Linked DNA regions of Homo sapiens: region 1 is linked to region 2. A link is a loop called in an ENCODE intact Hi-C map of the cell type or tissue named here. Cell type or tissue: adrenal gland. All regions are shown on one strand. Links, peaks and the distances in the headings refer to the core of each region. The heading gives the core; the rest is flanking DNA.

What was found. Peaks named below come from ENCODE experiments on the same cell type or tissue, not always from the same donor. Only the 100,000 strongest peaks of a DNase experiment are listed, where the experiment ranks them.
Region 1: it touches region 2 in a loop (6-fold over the local background); 13 of 110 quality-filtered maps call a loop at or near these places.

The regions. Positions count from the first base shown.
Region 1 is chr20:40,245,363-40,257,131 of GRCh38, forward strand. No RefSeq gene overlaps it. Among named protein-coding and RNA genes, the nearest start is that of LINC01370, 250 kb to the left of the region's middle. In adrenal gland, for the core only: CTCF peaks have their summits at 6,164 (motif pointing left) and 10,220 (motif pointing right); no DNase peak of the experiment used is centred there.
Region 2 is chr20:39,880,622-39,892,390 of GRCh38, forward strand. No RefSeq gene overlaps it. Among named protein-coding and RNA genes, the nearest start is that of LINC01370, 120 kb to the right of the region's middle. In adrenal gland, for the core only: CTCF peaks have their summits at 5,573 (motif pointing right) and 5,784; a DNase peak (open chromatin) is centred at 5,577; H3K27ac peaks cover 511 bases.

The sequences.
Region 1 (11,769 bases), core at 2,447-10,446, 370 kb after region 2:
GCATATGAGTAAGACTTAGCCTGTTCCCAATCCTTCTGTGTCACAGCACAACAGATACCCCCTTGAACTTGTGACTATAACTGTGATCCATTGCCTTGGGCCTCAGACAACAGAACAGAAAACTATCAAGACCATGAAGGTGGGGCAAAGAGCGGTGGGTGTCCAGAACTTCAAGCACGCAACATAGTCTTTCTTAGATTAACCTCTTGAGACCTCCCTAGAGAGATTACTTTTGTTCCTAGGACACAGTTATCTTAACAGCATTCTCATAACTGGATTTCCCATCTACATTTCATTTCTTCATTCTGTATGGATATGCCACCCCACCAGAGGTAAATGTCCTACTGCTGATTTGTGGATACTTTATCACTTGATGTGCTTCTATCTGTATCCATCTATTTGTCTGTCTCTCTATTTACTAAATGATTTACCTGTGCAGTATTCCAGATGTTTGGAAATGCTGGAAGTCTGAACTCTGATTTACAGAGGAGATGTTATGTAATTCAACATGATTTAAAGTGTCACACAATCTGTCTATATTTGGAAATATCTACTCTCCTGGCATCATGCAGAACCAGACACAGCCCAAGGCCTTATGTTTCCTATTTAACTTAACAACCTGCATAAATGTCTCTTTTACATATTATCAATGTGTCTTTAATAGTCTTGCAATTCTTGAAGCAATCCCAATCTGAATAAGCAAAATTTTTGCAGGCTGTGGTATGTAAGGATCCAACTGGCTCACACAACCAAGTAGAATTTCAAAATACACATACTAGCCCAGAACAGTGTCTTTCATGCCTTTTGAAGAACACTCATTTTTAATTGTTGTATTTGACATGTGTTCAAGAAGAATGGTCTGGTAAGCGATCTTTTTACTTTGTTTTTGTGTTCGTTTGACATGGGATGGGGTGTGGGGTGTGATTTACTAAGACAACTCAGTAAAATCCTATAACAATAATGCGCTTTCTTTTTTGTGCGATGACATATTGTTCTCCACTCTCTCTCAGTAACATATCTGCTACAAATAGTTTCTACAACCCTCCTTGAAGGCTTCCAACAACCACACAGATGTCTCTATGCACAGCATTAGCTGTGGAAAGAAAAACTGTGTTAAAGAAGACATTTTCCAGTTACAGGGAAAGACAGAACCACTATCTTAGAGTGAAAGTAATACACGGTGAGTCCCATTGGGATAGCCTTGGTGACCCCTCAAGGCAAGGGATTCAGACCTACTGGTATCATGTCATGTCTGCCAAAGGGATGGCTACCAGTGAGCTGTAATATGAATGGAACTAGAAGAAAATGGAACAAAGAAACAAGATGGTCGGAATTATTCCCCAGAATGAATAAAAGTACCCCTCAAGATCGCCTATCCCTACATTCATTGAACAGCTTTTTAATACCTGATTCAGTCTTTCCTGCATGTTAACACCATGAAAGAAGTGGAGAAGATACTTGATAAAAAGCAGAAGTAACTTTTACACCCTAAAGGTAGAGGCAACTCTGAAAATTGATTCAATGTTCTCTGGTTTATACATCTATTGTTTATGAGTTTAATTACTATGAATTGGTTCCATGAGTTTGATCATCAGAACAAGAACCAATCAAGTCAATTTCAGGACATGCAAAGTTGACAGAGCTGTCAATCAAGGGCTCTTTTCTTTACTCTGACCAATTGGACTCCCTCTTTGGGGGAATGTGAATCTTGAGCAAAGTATAAAAATTTATAAATCATTGGAACAAAGTATTTCTGGAGGAAATCTTTGAGACTTTCCATGAGTACCTGCCACTGACATCCCTGAAGATGTCCTGGTTTCTGTCTTTCTCAAAGCCTGGCAGTTCAGCTTTTTTTTTCTTTCCACTCCTGTGAGATATCTACTATATACTTCATAAACTACATCTTTCTATTTGCTTCCATCAGCCTGATGTGGATTCTATTTCTTGCAACGCGGAGACCATAAGTCATTCAGGACCTGTAAGGCCTTTTCTATTCAAGTAAAAATCGAGGTTCAAGGAAGCCACAATTTATTTAACTAGATTTCAGATGCAGGACAGGATAATTAACCTTTTATTAGGGAAGGTATGAGCCCTGCCTCCTCTTCCCCCGGCAGAGACAAACAATTCTCCTCCCAGGCCTGACTGAGCAATATGATTATTTGAGCCCACATGCATTTGCACAGGAAGGAGCTGCTGGAGCTTGCCCAGGTGGCCAGGCCAGCACTGAGTGCTGGAGGGCCCAGGAGGAGGGCTCCTGCCTCACCCTGGGCGGTCGGGTGGAAATAAACTGTGTCTACCGCCTGGTTCTGGCAGCAAAAGCAGCACCAGCACCAGAGGAGGTTCGGACTCCAGACCCCCCGAAACCAGGAAATTCCAAGCTGGAGCTAAAATTGTAGCTGGCCCTCCCAGTCTTGCTCCCAGCTCAATGCTCTGCAAGCCTCAGCACAGCATGTATCCACACACAAAGTTACCCACACGGGTTGAATTATGGAGGCACAGAACTGTTGAGGCCAAGGCCCTCTGTAACGCTCTCACTCTCTGAACCCTGGGGCAAGAAGGATCCTTCACCCACTGTTTACTTTAATACTTGGACTGAGCTGGCTGTTAATTTTAACCGTGGCATCAGAAACAGAAAACTAGCATTTATTATTGTCGGCCAGACACTGAACTAGCGATTTAATGAAATTATCTATTCACTCTTTCCAGCAATGCTTCTGTCAAAGTAATATTATCCCCATTTTACAGAGGTTGCCCAGGGTTGGTTGATGTATGTGTGCCAGGTTTGTTGGAATTTGAGCTCATATCTTTTGTCTCTAAAAGCCTAGTTAACTATTTGATATTTTCTTTTTTTTTTTTTTTTTTTTTTTTGAGACGGAGTCTTGCTGTCGCCCAGGCTGGAGTGCAGTGGCGCAATCTCGGCTCACTGCAGGCTCCGCCCCCTGGGGTTCACGCCATTCTCCTGCCTCAGCCTCCCGAGTAGCTGGGACTACAGGCGCCCGCCACCTCGCCCGGCTAATTTTTTTGTATTTTTAGTAGAGACGGGGTTTCACCGTGTTAGCCAGGATGGTCTCGATCTCCTGACCTCGTGATCCGCCCGCCTCGGCCTCCCAAAGTGCTGGGATTACAGGCGTGAGCCACCGCGCCCGGCCTATTTGATATTTTCTAACTGATGGAACACAGAGACTTTGCACTAAGATTATTCTCAAGTGGCCTTTAGAAATCATAAAACTGGACTGTACCACTAGACTTTTCTATTGATAGAGCCAGGAAATGCTGTTTTCTAGGCCAGGAGATTTTCCTGTCTGTCCTGGCAAAGTCCATTGTCATTAGTAGGATTGATCAGCTCACAAAGGATATTACTTGAAGGAGAGACTCCTGGACTGAGAAATAGGAATTTAAACCCAACCCTCAGCTATGTCTGGACAACATGGCTTCTAACACTTACCTCCTTTGTATCCTCAACCCTTTTGTTTATAAGATGGCATAGCAATGTCTACTGTAACAGCAGTGTGCAGTTGTGAATAAGGCAATGACCTACCAAAATCAGGGAGGGAGGCTATCTGCCCTAATGGAGATAAGTTTTTATTTCTTACATTGTCAAGACTCTGAAAAAAGGGAGGGATTTCAGTTAGTTTTATTATTGTTTTCAAATCCTCTATGGACAGTGCAACCCTTGTAATCTGCAAGCGTGAGATCCTCCCAATTTTTCTACTTCTGCATGCCCCTAGATCAAGAAATTTACCAGAAAAATGCAAGGCTGCTACTAGAAAGGGACTTATAGACCATGAACATCAAATTGATCACTTACAAATCCAGAAATTGATACCCTTAAAAGAGAAGTAACTTATCTAAGATCACAAAGTAAATTAGTGGCAGAGTCAAGGCTAAAGCCAATCTTTCTCACAGGAATTACAGCACAAATGTAAGGTGGTATTATACTAATATTGATGGCCGTAAAAAGATCCCAAATATTTTCAAGAAACCCAAGCACTAAACTCTGGCCCTTGGATGGCATTTACTCTGATGGACGGGACGTTGGATTTAAATTCCAAAGACTTGTGCTCAAGTCTTTGGGTACTGATAACCTCCTGGGGAAGGAAGACAAGATAGGAATAGTTAATTAATACTGCAAGGTAGAAATGACTGCCCAAGATACCAACGCAAGACATTTCAGAAAGCAGCACATGATGAGTTGTCAAATTAGTGGAGCCAGGAGCTAATGCTCTGAGAAGGCAAAGGAGAACCACCACCTTGCCTCCTCCATGAACTCCCCAGCTCTCCCTGCATTCCTGTGGCTTCTTAAGCCTTTAATCAGTAACCTGAACAAGTGATTTGCTTGATAATTATATGTTTATGAAACATGATATTTGGGGGAAAGAAAAAGTGATTTGGAGTCAATATACATGTCTTTACAGCTCATCTTTGCCATCTGCTAGTTGAATGACCATGGGCAAGTTCCTTTGCCTTTGAGACTACACCTTCTTTTCTGCAAAGAGAAAACAATAATCCACACTTCTCATGACTGAAAGTTAAATGAAAAACTAGATAGAAAGCATCAACCATCGTGTTTGCCTCTTGTTGAATGTACTTCTTTGTCTTCGGTTAGACTGCAAACTCCTTGAGGGTACGTTCAGGCTTTGTATGACTCAGCATCTTTCATGGCTCCATCACAATTATATAAAAAAAACCTTAAAGAATATAATTGGATTGTTTGTAACTCAAAGGATAAATGCTTGAGAAGATGGATACCCTATTCTCCATGATGTGCTTATTTCACATTGCATGCCTGTACAAAACATCTCATGTATCCCATACATATATATACCTACCATGTACCCACAAAATTTTTTTATAATTAAAAAAATTAAAGACATTATTGATTTGAACTAACTCAAACATAGTCAGGAGAGAGGAGGAGAACCTATCTTGATTTTTTAAAAAAGAAGAAGGTTGGATTTATACTACCTTTCACTGAGTATCAGCCAGAGTGTGAGCTGAGTTTTCTTAACAATTGATCATAACTTGAGTCCATTGTGGGGCATCATCAGTTCAATGCATGGTGGTGCCAATAACCTAAGAAAAAATACTTCCCTAAATATCTTGAAACCCACATGATTTTACTGGTGACCGCTTTAAGGCTTCCATATGATAAGCTCCACAACATATTCACTTTCAAGGGGCATGTAAACTGATAGAAAACCACACAAAAATTCAGTAAAATCCTCATGGCAAAACCTGAGTCACCCAAAAGAAAACTAACATTTATCATTACAGACATAAGTATGCTATAGCAAGATTAGGTACAAGTACTGAATAGCTTATGAAAATAATTATATTTATTATCATAAAAAGAATGCTTTATCATATGCAACAAAGAGTTCTATATTGGAAGAAACACACATTCACAGATCTCTGTATACAGATATGTGGATAATATTTTCCACGTACACACATGTCCCAATATATTTTCCACATTTTCTACAATTCCCATCATAACCAGAAAATAAATTCATGCTTATTTTCCCTTTACCAAATCAATCTAGCTAGATAGCTGGCTAGCTACCGCTATCTATCTATTAACTATGGATCATCTTAATAAAGAGAAATAAACTTGAGTTTGCTTTCTGATTATGATGGGAATTGTGGAAAATGTGGGGGAAAAAAATGAAATTTTTAAGTTAGGGTCCAAACAGGAGACAAAAACCACACAGCAATTTGAACAGGAAATGTTGAATACAAAGAATTATTAACTATAACATGGAATTACCTACAAAAAGCGAAGAGAATTCCAAACAACAAATGAATGGAAGAAAAGAAAGCAGCCACCAGCTCTAGGACTAAGGCAGAGAACCCAAGGAAGGAACAAATATGGAAGACACTCCCTTTCCAGAGTTGACATCCACATCTGGATGGTGGCTGTGCTGCTTTGGCCCACTGGATGAGGGAAGAGTTCCCTGAGGTGTGCACCTCTGGGGTGCTGGAGGAAGCCGCGTAGGAAAACGTCATGCCCCGGGTGGTAGTGTGGCTGAAACTCCCTGGAGGTGTGTGCCACTGGGTGTCCTGCTGCCCGCCTCCCTCCAGCTGCCTCCAGCCAGGGGAGCAAGACAGAATACCGGAACCAGGATGAATCCCTCGTCCCAGTCCAGTGTCTCTCCTGCGCCCTCTACTGACAAAGTGTATCCCTGTGTCCACAAGCAAAGGAAAAGTACTCTTGTCCCAAGCAGGGCAATGAAGGGTGAACGTGAAGCTAAGAGGCAAAAGTTGATAACAGCACATACAAAAAAATATAAAAACAAATAAATAAAGATCACCAACAATCCCAACAACCAAAAATAAAATCTTCTACTGATATTTCAAAAAATCTTCTATAACCTGTATTTACTTGGGAGGGGTAATGTCTTTACATATTTTTTAAACAACTAAGAACATGTGTTAAGTCAATTTAACTAAGTTTCTTTTCAATTTATCATAAGATATGTTTTATAACTAAAAATTATCTTTCACATGATTTTTATTGGGTGCATAATATTCCACAAGGGAATACTTATTTAAGTATTGTTCTATTTTTAAGTATTTACATTTTTATTTTTTTCTTTATTACAGATAATGTATATCTTGAATAAATTCTTTAAAATAAAGACCCACAGTAGATTTTCTGGTTTCAAGTTTCAACCATATTTAAGAATCCTACTATATATTTTTAAATTGCTCTTCATAATTATAAAGCCAACTTATATTTCCACAGAAGCATACGTGAATGTCCATCTCATCACATTCTCATCAGCAAGGAGTAGTACCACATTTAAATATGTATTGTTAGATTTTTAAAAATATACAAGTTAATTCTTACATTTTTGATCACTAGTAAAGTTGGCAATTTTTTACATCTTTAAGTTCCACTTCTGAATATTTGTTTTAGCCATCTTCTTGAATTTTTGGTGTTTTTATTTTTAATATGTAAAAAGTAAAAAGCTATTTGTTAAAACACCAAGACAATTAATCAAAATATTACAGTATAGAAGTGGAATGATACTTTTAACTATGATAAAGGGTGATTTTATCACACACAACAAATTGGGTAGTTGTGACAATGATACAAATAAAGAGTTTATTTTACATTTTTAAATTTTGTTATATTTTTCGTATAAATATATATTCTTTCTTATAACCAGGAAAGCTATATCTTCAAAATACAAGGATTTATTTTTTCCAAGTTATATCCATGACCATATTTAATGGATAACACCAGAGGTATACCTGCTAAAAATCAGCAAAAAAGAACAATGTCCACTATTATTACTAACATTGTTGTGGAAATTGTGGTCAAGGGAGAAATACATAAAAAAGACAGAAAAGGTGTACATAAAGGTAAGGAAGGACGAAATCATTATTCATTCACTATATAATTCCAAATATAACACAGAAGCATTTTTGTCTTAAGAAATATTCTAAGGTCTGTATGTAAGGATGAATAAGTCACAGTCCGATATGGTTTGGCTCTGTGTTTCCACCCAAAATCTCATCTTGAATTGTAATAATCCCCACGTGTCAAGGATGGGACAAGGTGGAGATAATTGAATTATGGGGGTGGTTTCCCCCATACTGTTCTTGTGATAGTGAGTGAGTTCTCATGAGACCTCATGGTTTTATAAGGGGCTTCCCCCTGCCCCTTTGCTCTGCACTTCTCCTTGCTGCCGCCATGTGAAGAAGGATGTGTTTGCTTCCCCTTCTGCCTTGATTGTAAGTTTCCTGAGGCCTCTCCAGCCCTGCAGAACTGTGAATCATTTAAATCTCTTTCCTTTATAAATTACCCAGTCTCTGGTATTTCTTCATAGCAGAGTAAGAATGGATTAATACACCATAAAAAAGAATATTTGAAAAGAATAATTGATAAGGAGGTGGACTAGGTGGTAAACCAAAGAAAATTCCTCCCTGTATGTACTAAGGCTTAATATCAAACAAAGCACTGCAGATCATTGGGAAGTGAAGAATTATGCCATAAATATTACTAAGATGAATTAACAGTTAAAATAAACAATTTCTGTCCTCTCATACCATATACCAAAATACATTTTACATGGATTAAAATGTCAATGTGAAAAGCAAAACTGAACAGTTGTATAGCATAGATTTACTAATTTGTTAAAACCTTGAGGTAAGTGACAAGAAATTGGAAAGCTATAAAAGTAATTGAACAGATTAAATATTTCTATGTATCCTAAATATGTAAACTTTTAAATGTAGAATGTTATGTATCATGAAAGTATTCATGAAGTAATATTGCAGATGGAATAGTTTTACATTTGTTTGGTTAATAACATAGATAAATCAATAAGAAAAACATAACACCGTTATAGATAAAAGGGCAAAGAACATGAATGGAGGACTATTCACTAAATATGAACTAGAACCATTAAGTAAAGGTGAGAAAATAAGCTAAACCTCATTAATAATCCAAGAAAACTCTCCCTGTGGTGAAAGCCAAAACTGAGCATCTGCTTGTCAACAAGCTAGATTTTGTTAGAACCATCTGAGTTACTACTCAAATAACTTTCAGACAATGGCAAATTCCTCAACTCCAAATCCTGTTTTTCTTCTAATAAGAATAGTTGTAAGTCATAACTCCTCAAGTGTGTGTGTGTGTGTGTGTGTGTGTGTGTGTGTGTGTGTGTGTGTGACGAGGCGAGGCCCTAAATAGGCACCCAGACACATGGGAACCTTTATTTCTTGACCTTTGTCTCTCCCAGGGTAGCCTCTAACAAGATGGCTTGGATTTGTTTTGAAATGTCTTCTCCAGAGAAGGATTCCCAAGAGGCATCATGTAGACTAAACCTTTGGAGCTGCTTGGCACAATGCCTGCCATGGTCAGGCCCTGGGAAATGCTGCAGAGCCCTGCAGGGGAGGTGAGACTCAAGAGAGAGACCCAGCCCCAAGCCCAGGACTCTTAATTTATGTTTCTGCTCTGGCCTCAGTGCTGTGAACAAAGAAACTGATGGGATTTATTTAAGGGAGTTGCCTCTCCCCTCCCCTCAACACCCATCTATCTTCCGGAATAGTGGAAAGAGTGCTAGATTTGGAGAATCCCAGTTCCTTCAGTTTCTGAATGTTGACCTTCTTATCTAGAAAATGGGGTCAGTAATTTCTTCCTTCCTGTTGCTGGATTATTGGGAAAAATGTGGTTAATGTATAGTCAATTACGCAAGATGGTTCAGCCTTTGAGACAAACCAGACGTTTTGGATTCAAATCTTGTTTCTGCAACTTTGCATCCTTGAGAAAGTTTGTTTAACCTCTCTGTGCTCAATTTCACCTTCTGTAAAGTTGAGATTATTTCTTGAAGAATTATTATAGGAGTTAAATTACGTAATACACCCAAGCATTGTAGCAAGACCTGGAAATAGTGTTATTATTACTAGTGCTCCCAGTTTAGAAATTCTTATTCCAGCATTCCTTCCTACATTCTCTTCTTAATTCAACCCTGTCTAACTAACATGCTCTCTTTCCCATTTCTGCCAAGCATCGTTTTATATTTTATATTCTTTCGATATTTGATGCCATCTGACATAACGAATGACATTTTCCTAGCATAATTGTCATGTATCTGAGGTCCAGGACCACATTCACTCATTCATTCATTCATTTATTCATGCAGCAAATATTTATCTACCATCTACAGTGTCCCAGACCTTGTCCTAGACTCTTGAATACATTCATGACTTCAAGTCAGTCCTGATCATTTAAATCCTAGTGTTCAAGTTCTAACTTGGAAGTCAGGCAAGTAACCAAATGATTTCAAAACCAAGTCATAAGTAGATAATAGAGTAAAGAAAAGAACCTTATGGGAAATAGAGCTGGATGGGATTCACTCTTGCTATAAGAATTAGAAATCCTCCACTGGGTCATCTAGCCAGGGATCTGAATGTACCCAGCAGGCAAAAGAGAGAAAGAGTACCCCAGATCATTAGAACAAAATGTTAAAAAGCATGAAGGTGTGAACGTGTATGACCTATATAGGAAAGGTGATAAAGGTGACTCTGGCAAAAGTATAGGGTATGTGAGAAAAAAAAAGAAAGAGAAAAAGGAAAAAAAAATGGCTACAAGAAGTCAGATGGAAAAAAAAAGGCAAGGAGAAGAAGAGACTTGAAAAACTGGGTTAAGGAGTTTGGACATTTTCCCAGACATTCAGGGTTTTCAACATGTGGCCACCAGGCGGTCCTGATCTAGTCAGGTCTGTGCTTTTAAAGTTTTCATGGAATATAGGGCATGTACTACCTATTTAGCCACAGAACCCACCATGCCATAGGACAGTACCCAGCACTGAATCTTTTCCCACATGCCCCTGATGGATGTAAGTTTGCAACCCTGCTTAGTCTTAGAGAGTTGTTAAAGAGTTGATACCAGGCATTGATTTTATCCAGTCCCTCTGGAGACTGGCAGGAGAGGCTATTGTATGTAGAAGGGATGTGAGACTATAGGAGGAAAGGGCAGCTAAAAAAACTACCACAATTAAATGAAAATGATAGAAATTATGTTTGCAAGGATGTAGACTAGCTAAAAAAAGTCATACATTATAACTTCAGGAATTGTCAATTGGTATAACCACTTTGCAAAACTTTTTAGCAATATTTATTAAGCTAAACATCTGCAGACCCTATGACTTAATAATTTTATTTCCAGACATATGCCCAACAACGCTGTGTACATGTGTGTACACAAAGTCATGTACATGTGTGTATATAAAGTCACGTACAAGACTACACAGCAGCACTATTCATAATAACTTCAAACTGGATACTGCCCAAATAGAGAGTAGGTGGTGGATAAATATATTTTTGTATGTTACATATAACCTGAGCACGGTATAATTATGAACAACAATATGGTTAAATCTTATAACATAGTATTAAGTGAAGGAAGACAAACTGAAAAGGTCACATGCTGAATGAATCTGCTTATACAAGGTACAAAAACAGGCAAGACTGAAAGTTGCTCTTAAATGATGATTACCTTTGGACAGGCACCAGTGTTTGTCTGGAAGAGGGCAACAAGAGGGCTTCTGGGAAGCTGATAATGTTCTATTTCTTAATTTGAAAACTGGTTTCATGCATGTGTTCAGTTTGTAAAAAAGTATTGAGCTGGAATAAGTGTGTTTATGATATACGTATCTTTCTGAATATACTTCAATTAAAAAGTTTTACAAATTTAAAAAATAAGTTAAAGGTCATCACAAATAATATTATTGCAGTAGACAGTGAGAATTAATGAGACCTGTACCAGGGAAATAAGTGTTGTATTTACTCATTTGTTTATCTAGTCATTCATTCAATTTTTATTAAGAGTCTGTTATGGATCAAACGTTCTACTAGGTGTTGAGCATACCAAAGCTACACGGAGAAGAGAGATATTAAACAATCAACCTCTCAACTAAATAATTTCAGGAAGAAAAAGGCAATTAATAAGCAAAGCAAGGTGATGAGATACAGCAGAAATGGATAGCAGTAGGGGATGTTGGAGAGGAGAGGCTACTTTAGACAAATTAGCAACTGTGTTTCCCCCATCTCAGGCTGCTAGGACTAAGCACTTCTGCACAGTTAGTGGTGTTAAAACTCCTAGGATTCTTGTTCCAATGCCAGCAGATTTTTCGTCTTGCTGATGGTAAAGCAGGATTTTGATAAAGCTTCCTTACAAAGGGTGTCACATGCAATAATGTGTCATGATCAACATGTCACAGCACACAGCACCAGGCTGGTACGATCTGACGATCCAGGGCT
Region 2 (11,769 bases), core at 1,319-9,318:
ATTTCACTGTTCTTAAGCTTTTATTTCTTTATATTTGGGAACAGGGGAGTTTCTGGAGGTCACACTATCTTCAGGATACAAAGACGAGATATAGAGAAGAAAACTGCCTAAAGCATGCGCCTGTAGTCCCAGCTACTCGGGATGCTGAGGCAGGAGAATCACTTGAACCCTGAACCCAGGAGACAGAAGTTGCAGTGAGCTGAGATCATGCCACTGCACTCCAGCCTGGGAGACAGAGGGAGACTCCGTCTCAAAAAACCAAACAAACAAACAACAACAACAAAAAAAGAAAAAAACAAAAAACAAAAACAAACAAAAAACTGCTTAAAGTATTTATTTCTGCACCTTCAAGAGTGGGATGAGTCAAGATCATACTTGAAATCTGAGCAAACATAGTTGAGTGGCCAACAGAAACTACAATGCACATACCTCACTTCCTGATTAATGGGCCTCCCTCCTGGCAAGGATGCTAGGAAGAGACACTGGTAGCCTGGTGAGTGCCACCTAGGGGATGCATGGGGAGCAGTTTGTGGGTGCAAAGAAAATGATGAGGTCGATGATTTGCATTTATAAAGAATTAACTTGGCTGGGAGCGGTGGCTCGTGCCTGTAATCCCAGCACTTTGGGAGGCCAAGACAGAAGTATCGCTTGAGCCAAGGAGTTTGAGATCAGCCTGGGCAACATAGGAAGACTCCAGCTCTACAAAAAATAAAATAAAATAAATTAGTGTGTGTGGTGGTGTGTGCCTGTGGTCTCAGCTACTCAGGAGTCTGAGGTAGGAGGATATCTTGAGCCCAGGAAGTCAAGGCTGGAGTGAGCTATGATCCCACAACTGTACTCTAGCCTGGGTGACAGAGTGAGACCTCCCTCAAAAAAAAAAAAAAAAAAAAAATTAACTTGAGACTATCTGCTCCAAAGAGCTTCTAGATACTGTTTTGTTTATTTGTTGTTTGTGCCACGATCTCGAGAGCATGTAGATAATTAATCCTGAAGTTGCACATCCGCATTCTATCTTCTGTTCAATTCATTCATGTAATTAACCAGAAGGAATTGTGATATAAGAAAAGAATTTTACAAAAATGCTGCTCTTCATGGGACAGTTAACCTAGAAACGGAACTGTCTATTGCCTGCAAATATTTGGCTTTTCCTCTTCTTATTACCACCCAAAAGGGGTGGCTTTACTTATAGGGCTACCTAGAGGGGAAGAAGAACCAAGTCAGGCTAAAAATCCATGACAGAGAGTCAATGAGTCAATGAGTCAACACACACACACACACACACACACACACAGACACACACAATATTTAATAACTCTAATAATTGATGATAATATGAAAGTCTGGAAGTGTCTATACAATAAATATGTTAAATCTGACTAAAATTAAATGAGATAGCAGAAAATGTAATAAAAATATGATATAAAGAAAGAAAAGAACCAAATACTACTTCTAGAAAAGAATAGAGAAAATAAAGACTTTTTTTTTAAAGCCTTCATGAACAAATTAAACACCAGAATAGACACAGCTGAAGAGAGAACCTATGAACTGGAAAACAGATCTGAATGCAGCACTACAAAATAAAAAGGTGATTGATATGTATCGTCAGGTCTAAATTGCAAGAGATGGCCAACACTGGTGAAAAAGTAGTCTACTAAGAAGCCTGACAACTGCACTGAGTAAAATATGAGGCATGGTTTGGGACAAGATGTTCAGAACTAATACTAGGAACATGAGTGGGAGCTGGAGTTTTGTTTATACATTGTTGCATAGTGGTGGCATTCCCTAACCCCAATTCTGTGTGACCATGATCTTTTTGGTACTGTGTACATGCAGTCTCTCACAGAATTACTTCAACTGGTGGTGTTACTGAGAGACACTGAAACAGCAATAGTTTATTCACTGAATTTTTCTTTAAACACAGATCTGTATATTAGTTTTTTAAAAGAATATTAATAATAAAATTATATTTTATATGCCTTCTTAAATGGTGTTCACTAATGTCAGGCTTAGGAGAAAATATTTAAGATTCAGTAGGAACCTAGTAAAACTAGGGCTATAATTATAATGGAAACTGCATAAATCGCTCCCTCTCTTACTCCTACAGCCAGCAAGACCTCTTAGGGAGTTCCAGGTGGATGGGAAAAGGGGACCAAATGAGTTCATCACCAGAAGCAGGCCTCAGAAGAGAAGGTAAGACTCACTCATCTCCTGGTGGGCATATTCTTGCACATAAAAAGGTCAGTATGTGAAAGGAAAGTTCTTGGCTACTAACGCTGCAACCAGACACTTCCTGCTGAAAAATCTCAGAAACCCCTCACTCTCACCTCACACTATCAGGGCTGCTATTTTCAGCTGTCCCTCTGCCCTATTTGCCTTCATGCCTCAGAAGGCACAGAAATCATAGCCAAAGTTTGAGCTGACAAATGTTCATAAAACCAAAGAATTCCCAAGCAGGATTTTGAGCTTGACCTTAGAGCAGTTGGTCAAGTTGGAGATATATTTTTAATGTAAATATTTCTGGTAACATGAGCTTGGGATTTATGCCAGCAAAGCTTCTGAGGGGCCTTTTCTCACCCTGTGCTCTGTGCATAAGTTTCTCCTTCTTAGACACTTTTCCTCTGTTTAGGAACAAACTTTGTTTTATGATCCCTAAAGCAGTTAGCAAACTGATGACTTTTCTAAAGCTGAGGATGAAAGACCATATAACAGGTTGCAGAGATTAAGTTGAGGTCCTTAAGAAACAGCTTCTGGTCTAGATTTGACACATTTGCAGACACTTGGTTCTAAACTATTGTTAAGCATTAGAAAAGCCTTGCTCGCTTATGCACAATACATTCTAAAATGGACTTGAGGTAGCTAAAACATATAACATTAAGAAAGAGCGTTAGAAATATACAAACAATCAGAACCTTTGGAGAATTAATTATGCTAAATTTAAGACTAATGGAGTTATTACATTTGGGTAATGCTTTTGAGCTTCCTGGTGGCCAGAGTTAAAAGAAAAGTCTAACAAAAAGAGGAAATAGAATGATTTTTAGGGAGAAATAATATATTATTTTTCATTTTATGTATCTTGCCACAGATACAGTTGAAAAGAAATATATTACATAAAACCTTCTAATGGGGGCACTAATAGGTACAATGGAAAACGCCCTCTGCAGCAACGTTAAAACTAAGACAAAATTGGTTTTTAAATGTTTGTTTGATAAATCAACTTTGATGTTTAATAAAGAACTAGGGTACATAGAAATTATTCAAAAATTAGTTGTTGAATGAATGATTAAAAAGATTTAAAAGTGTTCATTTTATTTAATGACCCGATAACTTCTGATGGAATTAACCAGACACTATTTCCTGGAGTGATGGTAATGAAAACCAAATTGGAGTAAAGTTCTTGGAAATGGATGTAGTGATGCAGACACCTTTTTGAGAATGCTGCTGTTAAAAAAACACAGAAAAATAGAGGAAAGTAAAATCAAAGATTTTTTTTTTTAAGAAAAGAGAGATTTGAGCAGATGATATTCTGGGAGGATCCACTGTAGAAAGAGTGCAAAGTTAGGGATGAAACAAAGTTGAATGGCATCTAGAGCACAGGTGGGTGGAGGAACTGGCCTCAGACAGAAATATGGAACCTCTTAGAGTTGCTTTTGATCTGGGTTTGGTAGCATTACCTGCATTGTATTTCCACCAATGTGAACAATTTTATGATTTTTTAAATGAGTTATACTGAACTTTGCTTTCAGATGCCGTTAGGGAAACTGTGGGAAAAGCAGCTAATATTCTCTCTCCACCCTCCTTCAAATGGGGCCATTTTCTATTCCCTTTTAATAGTTGAATGATTTATAATAAGGGAAACTGTGGGAAAAGCAGCTAATATTCTCTCTCCACCCTCCTTCAAATGGGGCCATTTTCTATCCCTTTTAATAGTTGAATGATTTATAATAAGCATATATTACTTTTTAAGTAAAAATAAGTCATAATAACATTGCCAAAAAAATTTCTTCAAATGATATGTTCCCCTTTGAACATAGGTTTGTGTATTCTCTCATTTGTTTGAGAAAGGCCAATGACCTCAGATAATCCTTGAAGTTAGCACTGATTTTCTGCTTAAAGATGGCATTGTTTTGAATTGTCTAACAATGGGTAATCTAAATATTATTTATTTTATGTTTTTGGATATAAGTTTTAGGAGAATTAAAATACATGAAAACTATGATTGAATATAGGAAGACAAGTTGTATAGTATTTATAGGAGAAAATTCCAGCAATAGTCTCAATTGTTTGAGACTTCTCACTTTGTGATAAAAATTGCTCCTGTCATCACTGTCACTGATCTTATAGACAATAATTTTATTTTCATTTTTAGAGACAGGGTCTTGCTCTATTACCCAGGCTTGAGTGCAGTGGCATAAGCATAGCTCACTGCAACCTCGAACTCCTGGGCTCCAGCAGTCCTCTTGCCTCAGCCTCCCAAGTAGCTAGAACTATAGACACATGCCACTATGCCTGGATAATTTTTTTTGTAGAGACAGGGTCTCGCTATGTTGTTCAGGCTGGTCTTGAAATCCTGGGTTCAAGCAATCCTCTCACCTCAGCCTCCCAAATTGCTGGGAATACATGCATAAACCACAGTGCCCAGCCAGGGTCTTTAGATTAGGAGATTTATATTATTTCAAACAGCAAAAATACGCTTGACTACAGACAAAACTGAATTTTAATTAAATCCAAAATGGATCATTGAAAATTTGTTTATTTTTTCTGTACACACACACATACATACATGTCAACACAGGGGCATAATTTATCTTCCAATTGTGCTACTTTTTACAAAAATAGTAAGAACCAAATGTTTAAGAGTGATTTATATTTTCAGTACTGATCTGTATGTTTTGTTCCATGAAAACTATGAAAAATTTTGCAGTTTCAAATCTCAAACTTTTCTGAGTAATGGGTATAGTGAAATTCTTCCATGGTCATGTTAAATGTTTGGGCAAAAGCAGAACATGCTTGAAGGGATCATGCTGTATAAATGTTCTTCTTTCTTTAGATGCTGCAGTAAGCCTATCTCTGCTTCTCAGCTAGTTTTAGAAGTGGCATTCTTACCATCCTCAGAACAATACTCAGATAGGTAAGTGGAGGAAGCTGCCTACAGCAAGCAAGAGTTTTAGTTGACCTTACAGAAGAAGAGTACTGCTGGTCTCCCATCCCTTCCCTGTTTGTCTAAGACTCTGAAATTAAAGGCTGATAGAGTGTGTTTCTTGTTGGATGCACGGCGAAGTTCATCATGTTTAGCCTACCTGCCACTGGGCAACCTAAAACCAGGTATCAGAAGAAAATAAATAATAATCCTGGCGGAGAAAAGTGAAGAGAGGAAACTAGTGAGAAAGTTGTGTGCACAGGTGTGCCTATGTACTTGTGCATGTGAATACCAGTGGGTTGTTTGTTGCAGACAAATGTCAGTTTAATAGGCACATGGCAGAAATTCCTACCACATGAGTTCTCTTTCAGTTTGCTATGGAAGACACAAAAACCCGTGAGCCCATCTTACTGGAATGCAAACGCCCTGAGAGCCTGGCACGTAATAGCTGCTCAGCAGGGGGCAGTGTGACACAGTCATTAAGAACTTGAAGATGCTGCTCCCTCTGGGCCTCCTCTTCCTCATCTGTAACATGGGAGAATCAGTCTTTTCATACAGAGTCCTGTACCGTTTAAATTAGATAATAGATTCCTAACCATGGGACAGAGTAAATATTCAACAAATAGTAACTTTTGTCATTTCTACTTTTTAAATTCCCGTTACAAAATATCTCCCTCCAAGTTAGAATGCTCATTCAAATTTCATAACTGTGTATCTTTGTCTGGGAGGTCAGGGAACGCCTCCAACTCAAAATATCTAAAAACTAACTCATGGCCACCCTGACCTCCCTGCCTGGTGTTTGTTCAGAGATCCCTGTTTCAGAGAACAACATCCAGTTGTTTTATAAACGGTTTGTCATCCTTAACACCTCCCTCTCCCCTACTCCTGCCATGCTAATGTGAGTTCTTTTGATTTAATCACTTAACTCCCTCTTGGAACTCCCCATTTCTTCCCATTGCCCCATCACCTCCACAGTGTAAGCAGCCCGTCTCTACCATTGAAGACTGCAGTGCAGTCCTAACTGGCCTGTTCCTCACATCCTCTCTTGCCCTCCTCCAATCTGTTTCCACATGGCAGAAAGACCACTCGTGCAGGAACAGAAATCTGGCCCTGCTGCCTCTGCTTCAAAACCTGCATCACTTCCCCGGATTCTTAAAATGAAGACCAACATACTTCCACAATCACTCCAGCTTCAGCTGGAGTCAAGCCCCTCCTCCCCCTCCTTTCTTCTCTGGACTCCACTCACACCAGATTTGTTTCAGTTCCTCAAAAGAGCATGGATTCCCCTGGTCACAGGACCTCAGTGCCAGCTGGGCTTCCATTCCCTGTCACACCCTTGAATCTGGCTAACCCTATGTACCCCTCAGTTTTGTTGCTTCTTCAGAAAAACCTTTCTGAGTAGAACCATCTCCCTTTTAATATGTCCTCACAGTACTTGTACCTCTCTCTCTCTTTTTTTTCTTTTTCTTTTCCTTATTAAATTTTATTTTAAGTTGTGGGGTACATGTGAAGGGTGTGCAGGTTTGTTACATAAGTAAGTGTGTGACATGGTGATTTGCTGCACCTATCAACCTACCACCTAGTTATTAAGCCCAGCATGCATGAGTGTACCTCTCTTTTAGAAGTGTTTATCACTGTTAATATGTAACATATATTTTGGTAGTTATTTGATTCATATATGTTTCCCCATCAAGGTATAAGCTTCATAGGGCCAGAGGTGAGAGGTGGGGACAGAACTCATAGTTGTTCACCTTTGGATCAACATTTTCCAGTGTAATAATAGATGCTCAATGTGTGTGTATTTGTGTGTGTGTGTGTGTGTGTGTGTGTATGTGTAAGGATAACAGCTCTCTTTTGTACCCCAGGACTCACCCAAGGTTTTCTTACTTTTTGTTTGTTTTGTTCTGTTTTTTCGAGATGGGATATCACTCTGTCACCCTGCCTGGAGTGCAGTGGTGTGATCTCGGCTCACTGCAACCTCTACCTCCCAGGCTCAAGCTATCCTTCACCTCAACCTCCTTAGTAGCTGCGACTATAGGTGTGCGCCACCTCTCCTGGCTGATACGTTTGTATTTTGGGGAAAGATGGGTTTTGCCATGTTGCCAAGGCTGGTCTCAAACTCCTGAGTTCCAGTGATCTGCCTGCCTTGGCCTCCCCAAGTGCTGGGATTACAAGCATGAGCCACAGCACCTGGCCTTCATCAAAGGCTTTAATTCACTGACTCCCTCCATCTGTAGTTTAGCTATGTAAAACCCTGTGAAATCAAGGATTTCAATATGTATGTAATGACAATGTAAAGCCAAATGATAATTGGAAGAAACTATTCTCTGACTTTGTTTTGGGGTCCTTTTGTTCAGCAAAGGCCTTTAGCACATGCTGTCTAGGGCCCAACTTCTCTCTATTTCAAACTGAATTCAGACTCCATACCACCTAAAAATCATAGACTCCTGGAGTGGAAAATCAGAGGTAGGAAATAATTAGTGAGAGAAACTGTATTAGTCAATAACTTTCTCTCTCTCTGTGACTGAAGTAGGAAACAGACCTGAGGCTTCCTTTAAACCAAGTATCAGGTGCTGAGTTCCAGCAAGGACCAGAAACCAGGTAGAAACCCCAAGTCAGAAAATAACTCAAAGAAGGCATTTATATACTTTCTGAGACAGTGGTATAGGGTGCACAAGAGAGGGAGAAAAGCTGATAATTTAGAGGGCTTTGATTCAAAGGGTTGCTTAAGAGTATTATGTAAGCGTCAACCCAGCTGCCTAGGTGGCAGGCTGAAGGTCGTTTCTGGAAAGTTTTACAAACTTTGGGAATGAATTCCTCTTGATACTGATAAGGAACAACACTCCCTAAAGTGAATGTGCAAAAAGATCACCTGGGATATTGCTAATATTCACTTTCTGATTTGGTGGGCCTGAGGTAAGTCTAGTGATGCTGTCATTCTAATAAGTTAACAGGTGATGTCAATGCTGCTGGTTTGAGTGGCAGGTATGTAGTACCCTTCTGCTCATCACTTGTAGTACCCAAGTACTCATCCAGGACAATGATTCCAGGGCTGATATAAACCATGGCCCAGGTTGGCAAGTTTGCTTTCATCCCTCCTAAGTGCTCTGCCACTGGGGTCCCATGTCTGCTCCCATGGTCTGTAAATGCAAATCATTTTCAATTATCAGAAAAGCAAAGTGGATCACCATCAGCCTGAAATATACTCAGGTTAGGTAAAGATCTCTTGATAGATTCTTGTGTCCAGGACTGTGGGTTACACCTATAATTGAGGCAGTGCTTAGCACCCTTTGATACCTACTGACAGGCTGAGGCAAAAGTGATTGAAAGAGATGGGGTGAGGATGGAAGCTGCATAGTAAAGTCAGGTACTCAGTATTAATACCTAATGAGTACTCTGTTATCCACGTGTGCTATTTCATTTAAGTATCATAGCAGTTTAATGAGAAAGGAACTTTCCATTTCACTCCCATTTTATGGTTATGGAAACCAAGGCCTGAAGAGATTAAGAACCCTGCCCTAATTTGTGCCGCTGGCAGTTGAGGGAGCCCAGATTCTGATCCATAAAGGCTCATTTGAAGTCTGTTGTTCTTACCTGGCTGCACATTAGAATTCCCTGAGGAGCTTTCGGAAAATATCCATTTCTGAACCCTCAAGAATTCCTATTTCACTGCTATTTTAAAAAAACCAGTCCAATGAATTTAACATATATCTGAGTTGAGTACAATTTCCTAGGCTCTGACTCTTAATTACCAGAATTTATACCCTCCAGAGACTAAGTTAGACATTAAAACAAAGAAAAAAAATAGGAATGCTTGGTGGGGTATTTTGCGGAGGCTGAATTTTAGAGCTACCCAATGCAATAAGACTAAGCCATCGCCCACTGACCACTAATCTTACAATAGCAGGACAATGTCCAGATTCTATTTGCTGGGATTCTACGTGATAATAGCTATGTATACCATATGTCAGGTGACACGGTTCTAAACACTTTACATACACTGCCTCCTATAATCTTTCAAAAATACACCGAAATAGATATCACTAACATTCCCCATTGTACAGATGAGAAGACTGAGATTCTGAAAGGTTAAATGCCTTGCCTTATTACAGGTGGTGTTAGGATTCAAACTCAAGTACTTTGGCTCTAGTCCATGGGATAAACAACTTTGCCCACTGTCTGTCACTTTATGGGCCACGCTTGTTTCTCACCAGCTCCGATGATGTAGATCTTCACCACCATATGTGAAGTGAGAACAAAAAAGGGCTGAAAGAGATTAATTTTACTGAAAAATGCAGTCGATATTAGAGAATGAGGCTCAGTGCGTAAATGTTTAGGAAACACTAATTTCCATTTAAAATCAGGAGCCAGTTTTTATCTGGCAAAGCCCTTCAGCAAAGAAAAAGTTACTCTGGGCAGGAATGAGTCCCTTCATCGCTGATACGTCAGATATTTCCTGGATACCTACATGGCAGGGATGTTGTTGCAGGGGGTTGGAGATGGAATGGGGTGGGTGGCCTGCATGCTGTCTGAGGTCTCCCTTAGGCATGAGTTGCTGTGATCCTGTGATCTGACTTAAGTCCTCCAACACTCAATCAGTAAGCGAGGGCTTGATCATTTACAGTTACACAGTGAGATGTTTCCAGGAATGATTTCCCTGTAGCATTTTAATAAGTACTCTATAAATAATAATTTATTGAAGTTGCCTACTATATAAGAAAAAGAATATATTAAAGAAGCCGAGCTAATTGAAGCTGGCAGTTAAGTTCCCTGAATCGAAACCAATCGGTTTATCTACATGACTCTAAAGATTTGGGATGAAAATTGCTCATTATAGTCTAACATCCTGATACCCAAAGATCCAGTTGTTTCACAATATATTGACATGGCCTTCCAGGAAACCTATGTGCAATATTGAGCTTAAAATGTTCCGATACAATTAAAAATAAATTGGATCAGAAAGAGCCTTTACTCTTCTTTAGTTGGGAGATGAAGGGATTTGAAAGATACTGAAAGCTGTGCGACCCCAGTCAGCAAGATTGCTGGTTCTAACTTGGATGACCACACAGCTTAAGTTGCCAGTGACTGTCCAGTTTATACCTTTGGTCCCAGGATAATGTTTAACAGGGCATCCATTCCCTCCCCAAGTATCTTGGTTTGAACAATCATTGCATAATCACTATGATCATCCTGGTTAACCCACAGTGAGAGAGATTGGAGAGGGCACAATCTAATGAGGTAAAAACAGGCCCTGAGGAAGACCAAGCTTCAGGTGGTAAGAGAGAATACAAACCAAGAGGCAGAATTGGGGTCCAAGGAGGAGCATTGTCTCATGATTCCTCAAACATCTTTTATTTTGTGTGAGTCTATAATTTCATATAGTTTGTTCCTCCCTCAGCTCAACTTTTGCACGTATGTATGTGCATGTGAAAAATCAAAAACCCATGATCATTCTTTTCCTCTTTAATGTTTTTTTCTCCTGATTGCATTATTATAGGGTTGTTGAGGACAAAGACAGTAGAGTCAGACATGTGAGGTGCAAAAATCCTCTGAGGATTTTGCATTATCTGGCTTGACAGTTCAGAGACTGTCTCTGAACTGTCAAGCCAGGATAACAACTAACATTTTTGAGCCCTAAGTCAATCACAAGTATTATTTTTAATATTCATGTAACCCCTATGGGGTACGTATTACCATGATCCCCCTTTCACACTTGAATGACACTTGAAGAGATTAAGCAACTTGTCCAGGATTCCACATGGAGCAGATGACAGCATCAAGATTTGAAACGAGAAGCCTGACCAATGCTCCTTCTGGCCAGTAGTCTTTTCTTAGCAGACCATTATGCACAGTTCATTGGTAAATATTTCCTTAGTTGCATGGGGGTAGGAGAAGTGATAGGAGATATCCCCTCTGTCATGCAGCCCAGTCTCATGACATGAGGCAAGATATGGAAGTGGTCTCTGGAGAGGTGGGCCCACTCAAGGAAATCATCAAAGACTTCTGAGAGAATGTATTGGCAGGGGGGTGGGGTTGTGGAGTGGCTCTTAGGGGTTGGTTTTGTGGGATAGGAAAATGTTTACAAGACAGAAATTAGAAGAGGACTATACCTAGCAGTAGGAATGGCCTGAAGAATGACTTTGGTCTGAGGAATAAATGGTGAGTCTAGGTTTTCACATAATCCATTTGGGCTGGACTGTTGTAAAGTTCAAATGTATGAATATGACTTATATGGACTCCTACCATGGCCTCTGCTCCCTTCTTCCCATCACACAATTCTATCACTTTTGCTTTACTCTTTAGCCACAGCTTTTTATAGTACCTCTATTCTTCCATGCTGTTTCAACTCAATGACACTTTATTAGTCCATTTTATGTTGCTATAAAGGAATACCTGAGGCTGGGTAATTTACTAAAAAAGAGATTTATTTGGCTCATGATTCTGCAGCTCTAGAAGAAGCATGGCACTAGAATTTGCTTCTGGTGAGGTCTTCAGGGAGTTTCCAATCACGGTGGAAGAGGAAGGGGAGTCAGCGTGTCACACAGTGAGAGAGAAGGAAAGAGAGGAGGAGGGGTGCCACACTCTTTTAAAAAGTCAAGAGCTCATCATTACCTCAGAGGAGGGCACCAAGC